Linked DNA regions of Homo sapiens: region 1 is linked to region 2. Evidence: chromatin loops called from intact Hi-C (ENCODE). Cell type or tissue: psoas muscle. All regions are shown on one strand. Region 1 has its middle 35 kb from the start of MIR8065. Region 2 holds the start of LINC01570 (long intergenic non-protein coding RNA 1570).

Evidence for each region. Hi-C counts contacts between places; a loop is a spot of excess contacts. Peaks named below come from ENCODE experiments on the same cell type or tissue, not always from the same donor. Only the 100,000 strongest peaks of a DNase experiment are listed, where the experiment ranks them.
Region 1: it touches region 2 in a loop (6-fold over the local background); 2 of 110 quality-filtered maps call a loop at or near these places.

The regions. Positions count from the first base shown.
Region 1 is chr16:5,665,002-5,669,001 of GRCh38, reverse strand. It overlaps a transcript of RBFOX1 not described here. Among named protein-coding and RNA genes, the nearest start is that of MIR8065, 35 kb to the right of the region's middle. In psoas muscle, no CTCF peak of the experiment used is centred here; no DNase peak of the experiment used is centred here.
Region 2 is chr16:5,614,777-5,618,776 of GRCh38, reverse strand. It overlaps LINC01570 (long intergenic non-protein coding RNA 1570), which reads left to right and starts at 2,527. Exons shown (of 3, transcript NR_110902.1): 1 at 2,527-2,651. It also overlaps a transcript of RBFOX1 not described here. In psoas muscle, a CTCF peak has its summit at 2,477 (motif pointing right); no DNase peak of the experiment used is centred here.

The DNA of each region.
Region 1 (4,000 bases), 50 kb before region 2:
TTTTCATTTAAATTCTGTAATGTATCATGAATACTACTACATAGGCATCCTGCTGGAGCAATGCTCCCCCTAACCAAAGCCTGAGTATCCATCTCCAAAACTGTGAACTGAGATAAGCAAGCTAGGGAGAATCTAATGCTGAAGGAGTCAAAAGTGTGCTCCACCCACCACCTCTCCAGCAACTTCAGACCAGCTACGAGCATTTCCGAGATAATGGTGAATGACCTCATATGTTAGACCAGGCACCTAAAACAAAAGTGGGAGGGAGGAGAGGAGGAGCCTGCTGTCAACAGACTTGTCACATACAGAGACATCTTGATGATAGGGGAAAGGAGAGGAAGAAACTGCTGGTTTGGTTAAAATGAAGAGTTATGCATAACACACCTACCTGTCACTTCCCCCAAAGCCTTCCCAGGCTGCAGTTTAATCTGAAGAGGAAAACAGTCCAGCCTCAGTCCACCCTGTTAATGCTCCCAAATAACAGATTGCTCTATTAAGTACTTTCCAGCAGTGCCAGTGGTTATCAGAACCACCTCTGATGATTTTGGCTACCAGTGAAGTCTTTTTGAAGCACTTCTCTTTCTCACAGGTTTCTAAAGCTCTGTGTTAAGGTCGGGAAAAAGAGATGATTTTTTGCTTCAAGGCTTATTCAGCTCAGAGATGACCTTAATTATATATTTTAGCAATTCTTTTTTTTTAAATTGGTGTTTTTGTTGTTTTTGAGATGGAGTCTCGCTCTGTTGCCCAGGCTGGAGTGCAGTGGTATGATCTCAGCTCACTGCAACCTCCGCCTCCCGGGTTCAAACAATTCTCCTGCCTCAGCCTCCTGAGTAGCTAGGACTATGGGCACATGCCACCATGCCTAGCTAATTTTTGTATTTTTAGTAGAGACAGAGTTTCACGATATTGATCAGGTTGGTCCTGAATTCCTGGCCTTTTAAAGCATGCTTGTTGGTGATGTGGTTGTTGGAATTTTTTTTTTTCCTGGTGGACAAAATGGTGTATTTCTAGAAATGCCTCATTAAGAAGCCAACCAGGGCAACTGCTGCCATCCCCTCAAAGTGGTCTACAGGTAGATCTCTCAGTCTTTGCAGAGACATCCTTGCCACAGGCAGTTTCGCTGCATCAATAAGCTCATCCCCACTTCACTATAAAGTCTCATTACCAGAAATATCCTCTTGGTGAACCTGGGGAGATGATAAAGGGGTTATTTAGTTTTATTCTTCCTACTTTGAAATTCCTGGCTTGGTGCTAGAGCTAAGCAAAAAGAAAAACTAATTCTAATAGTTTCACCTGCAGAAACACCAACTAGAAAGGATAAATGAAAAGATATCCAGAGATCAATCAGAAAAATAAGAAAATCCAAAGAGAGTTTGTTCAACCCGAATATACAAGCAAGATACATAGAATTTTCAAGTACACTTCTAGTACAGGCCACAAAGGAAATCAAGAATATTTTTAAGTTGATGAACTAATGGACCTCGCTCACTCACATCAATCCTAGAAAACTACAAGTAACCCAAAACCAATCCCAAAAACTATCTGCATACTTGCTAATTTTAAAATATATTTCTAAACAGAAAATCAAAATAGAAATTAATAAACAATGTAGAACCAAATGGCAATGTGCCATAGAGCAAACGTGACAGGACACAGCCAAAGTTGTTCTCAGGGGAAAATGTATAGCCTTACATGTACGTATTAGAAAATAAGAAAGGGCAAATAGCTATAGCTTGAACTCAGGAATCTTGGGGGTGGAGAGAGTGGAGAATGAAATAAACCCTAAGAAAATACAAAAACATAATAAAGAGAAAACAAAATGTTAATGAAGCCAAAAACTAAGTAAGCAACAACAAAAACACTGGGGTATACCCATAAAGACAAACGACTTTACTTTATAAATAATAGTGAAATAGGGAATGACCTATCCTGAAGGTAGACGGCAGAACAGGCATCTTATCAACCTCAAATGAAATTTGAGGACTCCGGAAGCAGCCCTTGGGAAAACAAGCCCAACCCTCAGAGGCCTTGCCCTATTTTTTTCTTCATGTGTCTGGTAGCAGATAGAATGAAACACACAGGGCAATCCACAAAGCAGAGATATACTTAATACATGCAAACTGAGCAGTGGTAAAATCAAGACTCATCCTCCTGGGGCTCAAATGAAAATCCGGAGTTACCCCACAAAAGTCACATCTCTACTACCCTGATGTCTTCACATAACAACTTCATGCTGACTCCTTAAGCAGGAGAAATAGAGATCCATTCCCTACCTAGAAAAAACAGATGGGGAGGAAGATGTGGATTAGAGCTCATCCTTCACATTCTTTATCTATCTAAAGTGGCTGCCCTAGCTCACTGCCAGTCCTATTAGCTGTCTCCTTCTTCTGTGGATTCTATCACAGTCTTTAAGTACACTGTTGGCTTAGGTACGTATTTAATATATCATCTATCTGTTCCAACAGAAACGCAGGCTCCAAAGGAACCTATTTGGTCTGTCTTGTCCATCGCTCTATTTCTGGGATCTAGGATAATGTCTGAGAGATCCAGGGAACAAAGTGAATTCAATGGAATTCAGTGGACCTTGTCATGGGAATAAAAGGAGCACGTAATCTTCCCAGAGGCTCCCGTGAGCTCTGTTCACTGTGCTGAGGAATTGTAAGACCTTCACATTGCTTCACGAGTACCAATGTTGAAGAAAAGAAGAAGGTCACAGAAATGGGATAATGAGGCTCCAATCATGCATTTACTCCACACACTGGGAACTGGACCAGATGCCCCGCGCTCTGCGAAGAACTGCCCTCCCTTTCCTTCCCAGCTGCCTCCGTATCCATGATGGATGTGCCCAAATGTGGCTTGTAAAGGCTCCAGGCAAACGGAACCGGCCCCTGCAAACCTCCCTTGGGGGCATCCTTGCTCTCTGCCATTAGACACGTGGAGAAGCTGACATGTCTGAAAGATTTCTCTTGTAGGCTCTGACTGGTTTGAGTGGGTGGCAGTTTTGACGGCTGGGGCCTGATTATCCCATTCACCCTTTGACATTTCGTCAGCTCTGCTTCTCTCCCAACGCAGGCGTGCCAACAACAGCTTTCAGCAGATGCCTCTCAGAAGCTGAGGCCTGCTGAAAACAGCACCTACTTCTGTGGGCTTTCAGGGCACAGCATGGCTCTGCTCCCACTCAGCAGCACGTGGGTATAAACCCGGGAGCACGACTGTGCCCGAACCCCCTGTGAGGGCCTGAGGGACTGGGGCAGCTGAGTTTTCCAGGATCTGTGCTAAGATCAGGACACTCAGTAAACATGGAGAAACAGTTAGAGGGAATCCAGCCACACATTCATTCATCCACTAAATACTAACTGAGTGCCAACTATCTGCCAAACACTGAACCAGGCGCTGGTTCTCTGATGGTGACTGGTGACCCAAAGGTCCCTGCCCCTGTGGCACTAGCTGGTCAGGGAAACAGCAAACATACAATCCCGTTTAATTTTATCAATGGCGACTATTTCAAGAAATGCAAAAAACAAGGTGGTATGTGGGGAGAACTACTTTTATCAGGAAGGAGGCCAGAGAACAAGGGGTATAAGGGAGAACTACTTTTATCAGGAAGGAGGCCAGAGAAGGCCCATAAGATAGGATGTCCTTAAAGCCAAACCTGGAGGAGGAAAAGGAGCCAGACACTTGGAAAGCAAGAGGCAGACTATTTGGGGCAGAGGGGACATGGATGCAAAGGCTCTGAGACAGAAAAGAGGTTGGCCAGAAGCAGTGGCTCCTGCCTGTAGTCCCAGAAAATTTGAAGACTAAGGTGGGAGGATCGCCTGAGCCCAGGAGTTCGAGGCCAGCCTGGGCAATATAGCAAGACCGCCCCCCCCCATGTAAAAATATCAAAAAGTTAGCCAGCCATGGTGGTGCACACCTGTGGTCTCAGCTACTCGGGAGCCTGGGACGAGAAAATCATTTGAGCATGGGAGGTAGAGGGCTGCAGTGAGCTAGGACTGTGCCA
Region 2 (4,000 bases):
ACTAACCTGATTTACCTTCCTGAGCTGGCTTCAACCTGACCCAAAATGAGAATTTCAAAGGGATGGATGGTGTTCATGGGCATTTCTTTCTTTTAAAACAGTTTTTTTGAGGTATAACTTACGTACAAAAATCTACAGCCAGCTGGGCGCGATGGCTCACGCCTGTGATCCCAGCACTTTGGGAGGCCGAGGCAGGCAGATCACAGGGTCAGGAGATCGAGAACATCCTGGCTAACACGGTGAAACCCCAACTCTACTAAAAATACAAAAAATTAGCTGGGCGTGATGGCGGGCGCCTGTAGTCCCAGCTACTTGGGAGGCTGAGGCAGGAGAATGGCGTGAACCTGGTGGGTGGAGCTTGCAGTGAGCCGAGATCGCACCACTGCACTGCAGCCTGGGTGACAGAGCGAGACTCTGTCACACACACACACACACAAAAAAAAAAAATCTGCAGCCATCTCCTGTATATGATTGGATGAATCTGGACTCATGCATATACCCACACAGCCATCATCACAGCAAAGGAAACAGATGTATGCATCAGGTCAGGATTCCATCTCTATGACTCTCAGAAACGAACAAAATTTACCAAAGGAAAGAGACGACAGAGTAGGGAGAGCTGTTGGTGGACGGGCAGTGGGAAGACTTCCAGGAGATAAAAATACTTTACATCATGATCTGAGTGGTAGTAATCCAGAGATACACAGATGTAAAAATTCATAATGTTGTGTACTCCAGATTTGTATAATTTATGTTATGTAAGTTATACCTCAATGTTTAAAATTGCCAACCATTTCCTGGGTACCTTCTGCATGCCAGAGCTTGAACAAAAGACTGATGGCTTGAACAATACCCTCCTAGTAGATACCAGGTAAGAGTGTTACCTTTCATAATGTCACAGATAAGCTTCGGAAATGCTGCCTAGGGGAAGGAGAGACACTCTCATCATCTATTCTTCTATTAAATATAAATGGCTACCTGACCTGGGCTCTGCAACAAATCAAAGAGCAAACCTTGTTTTTCCCGTTCACAGCATTAGCTTAGGAATATGGAGAGACAGAAATAAAGACAAGACAGAAAAAACACTAGCTTTCCAGGGTATAGTCCTCAGAAACAACTCATTTTCACTGAATACCTGAGAATAAAGACAGCTTGATTACAGTAAGATTGGCAAAACCCAAAGAATGCAGAAGACATATGCACCTGTCTTTTTCCACAATGCTGTGCTAGCATTTCTGGACTTCAATGGACGCTACTGTGTACAGGACACCCTTAAAGGAGGGGAACAAGCCTGATGATTGGAGAACACAGAGTCCCAGGCAGACAGAAACAGCTTCTGGGGTTTTTGACTCAGTGCAAGGCTGGCTTTGACTGCTGAGCACCCGGGATGGGAACCAGAGAAGACTGAGCCAGAAAACTCGTGAAGACCTCAGGACCATGGGTAGCAGGAATAAGTGCTCACAGGCTAGTCCGAAGGGCAGCATTGAACCTGAGTCTTCAAAGTGAATGGGAGCTTTCCAGGTAGGGAAGTTAGAGGAATGCCATGTGCTAAAGATTCTGGGGTCAAAGTCGGAAGTGAGGGGATGTTGGCACAGAGCCTCAAAATGCATTTGTTAAATCTGTGCGTGCATTCATGAATGAATGAGGGAGGGAGGGACGGACGGAGGGAGGGAAGGAGGGAGTGAGGGAGGGAATGGATGGCTAGATCTGAGGGAAATTTCAACCCCTCAGCAACCGCAGCTGGGACTCATGATCTAGTCTCTAACTCAGGAACTGCCCTCCGGCCAGTTTCACTTGGAACAAATAAGGGTACTGCCAATAAGTATCTATTTAATTAAAAGAAAGCTGGCTGAGCCAAAGTGAGGGGGTGGAAAAAGAGGCAGGGGAGAAAGGAGGAAGGGGAGGGGTGGGGAAGGGAGGATGAGGAGCAAAGGAGGAGAAGAAAGAGAAAGAAGAGGATGGAGGAGGGGGAAGAGAGGAGAAGGAGAAAGAGGAGGAAAATAGGGGAGAAGGGGGGACAGGAGAGGGAGAAGGGACAGGAGGAGGAGAGGGACAGAAAGAGGTGGGGAGGACAATAGCAATCAGGGGGCGGAAGATAAAGGGGAGGATGAGGGGGAGGAAGCAGAGGAGGAGGGGTGAGGAGGAGGAGGGAGAGAGAGAAGAGAGAGGGAAGAGGAGGAGGAGGAGGGAGAGGGAGAAGGGAGAGGGAAGAGGAGGAGGAGGAGGGAGAGGAAAGGGAAGAGGGCAGACAGCGGCATCTCCAAGAGCTCGTATTCACGGTGGCAGCAGTTCAGTGGGAAAATCAAGGGCACTGTGACACAAGAACCTCCTGCTCTAACAAGCCAGATGCTCCTCTGAGCCAAGGCTCTCAGGAGCAGCGCCTGGACCTCGCTGGCCAGCACCGCAGACAAGCTGGGCCCAGAGATGAGCTCCCTCCCAGGGGCGGTGTCCGGAGTGACAGCTCCAGGAAGCGGCCACCAGGTGGCGTGTGCGCCTTACTTCCTTCCCAGGTTTCCAGCCGCGGGAGGCAGAGGGTGGTGCTGGGGTTCCAGGAAGCCGAAGGTCCTTTCACAGATGGACCGTTAAGCCAGCCCAGGGGACGGCAGAGCAGCCTGAGGGAGCAAGAACTGTCACCACGGTCTGCCCGCGAAGTAGGTCCACACTGTCCCTTGCAGGTCAGGGCTTAGCTTACAGGTGCTCCCAGAGAGACCCCGGAGCAGGGAGGGGAGTGGAGAAGAGCTCTGGGTTCAGATCTGATCTTGACCACAACAGACGGTTCAGGTTCAAACCATGCTTCCTGGAGACGCCTCTCAGCCCAACTTCAGAGGGGAAAGAAGCGTTCCCATTAACAGAAGCTCCACTGTGACCCGTTTTAAGCACTGAACAGCGGTGCCACAAATAATTGGGGAGAAAAAAAAGTCCACAGCTTAAAAAAGCATTGAAGACCCCATTGCTAACACTGGTGGGCTCCCATCATGGGGCAGAAACCCAGATAGGCACTCATCATCTGGGGTCCTTTTTCCTAACGGGGTCCCCCAAGTTGATCCAGGCTCAGGTCCCACAAAATGTGGATCTGCCCCCTTCTTGACACATAGAAACGGCTCGATCCAAAGTGGCTGACCAGCAAGATAGGATGGCCTCCATTTTGCAGATGACAAGACTGAGGTTCAAGGACCTATGGGAACAGGACGGAGCTGGGACTCCCACCACATCTTCAGATTGGCAGCCAGCTGCCTTGTCAAAATACCACTCCAATGTCCCTCCTGTCCTCATGTCTATGGGGAGAGGCTAAAGGCTAATAAGGTGCCTGTTCAGATAAACGTAGCTGTCTTCAGAGCAAGTAGACTTGAGCAGTACACACCACTCACTCTTCGAAGCTCTAGGGTCTATCAAGCACACATCAAAAAGTGGCAGCTTTGCCTCTTAGCTTGTCAAAAAAACTCAGCTGCTGGGTGCAGTGGCTCCTTTCTGTAATCCCAGTGCTTTGGGAGGCCAAGGCAGGAGGATCAATTGAGTCCAGGAATTAGAGACAAGCCTGGGCAACATAGTGAGACTCCATCTGTACAAAAATGAAGATAGCCAGATGTGGGAGCATGCACCTGTAGTTCCAGCTACTTGGGAGGCTGGGATGGAAATATCACTTAAGCCCAGGAGTTCAAGGCTGCAGTGAGCTATGACGGCACCACTGCATGCCAGCCTGGGTAACAGAGTGAAACCCCATCTCAAAAACAAACAAAACTGAGCTGAATGCTACACACTTTCTGTTGCCCATCATCATGGAAATCTGGGTGCAAAGCTCTGACCCCACCCATCTCTCATCACTCTTCTCTTCCAAGTACCTCTCACAGCTCATGGACCAAACCCCCACCCTCCCTGTGTTCTTCCTCCTCTGTCATGTCATGTAAGTCAACGGGTGTGCACTGTCCTTTTCTCTAAACGATAAGCATATTATCTTGGCCAGGAATGAATGTCGGATGTTTTTGTTTTTAATTTGTGCACC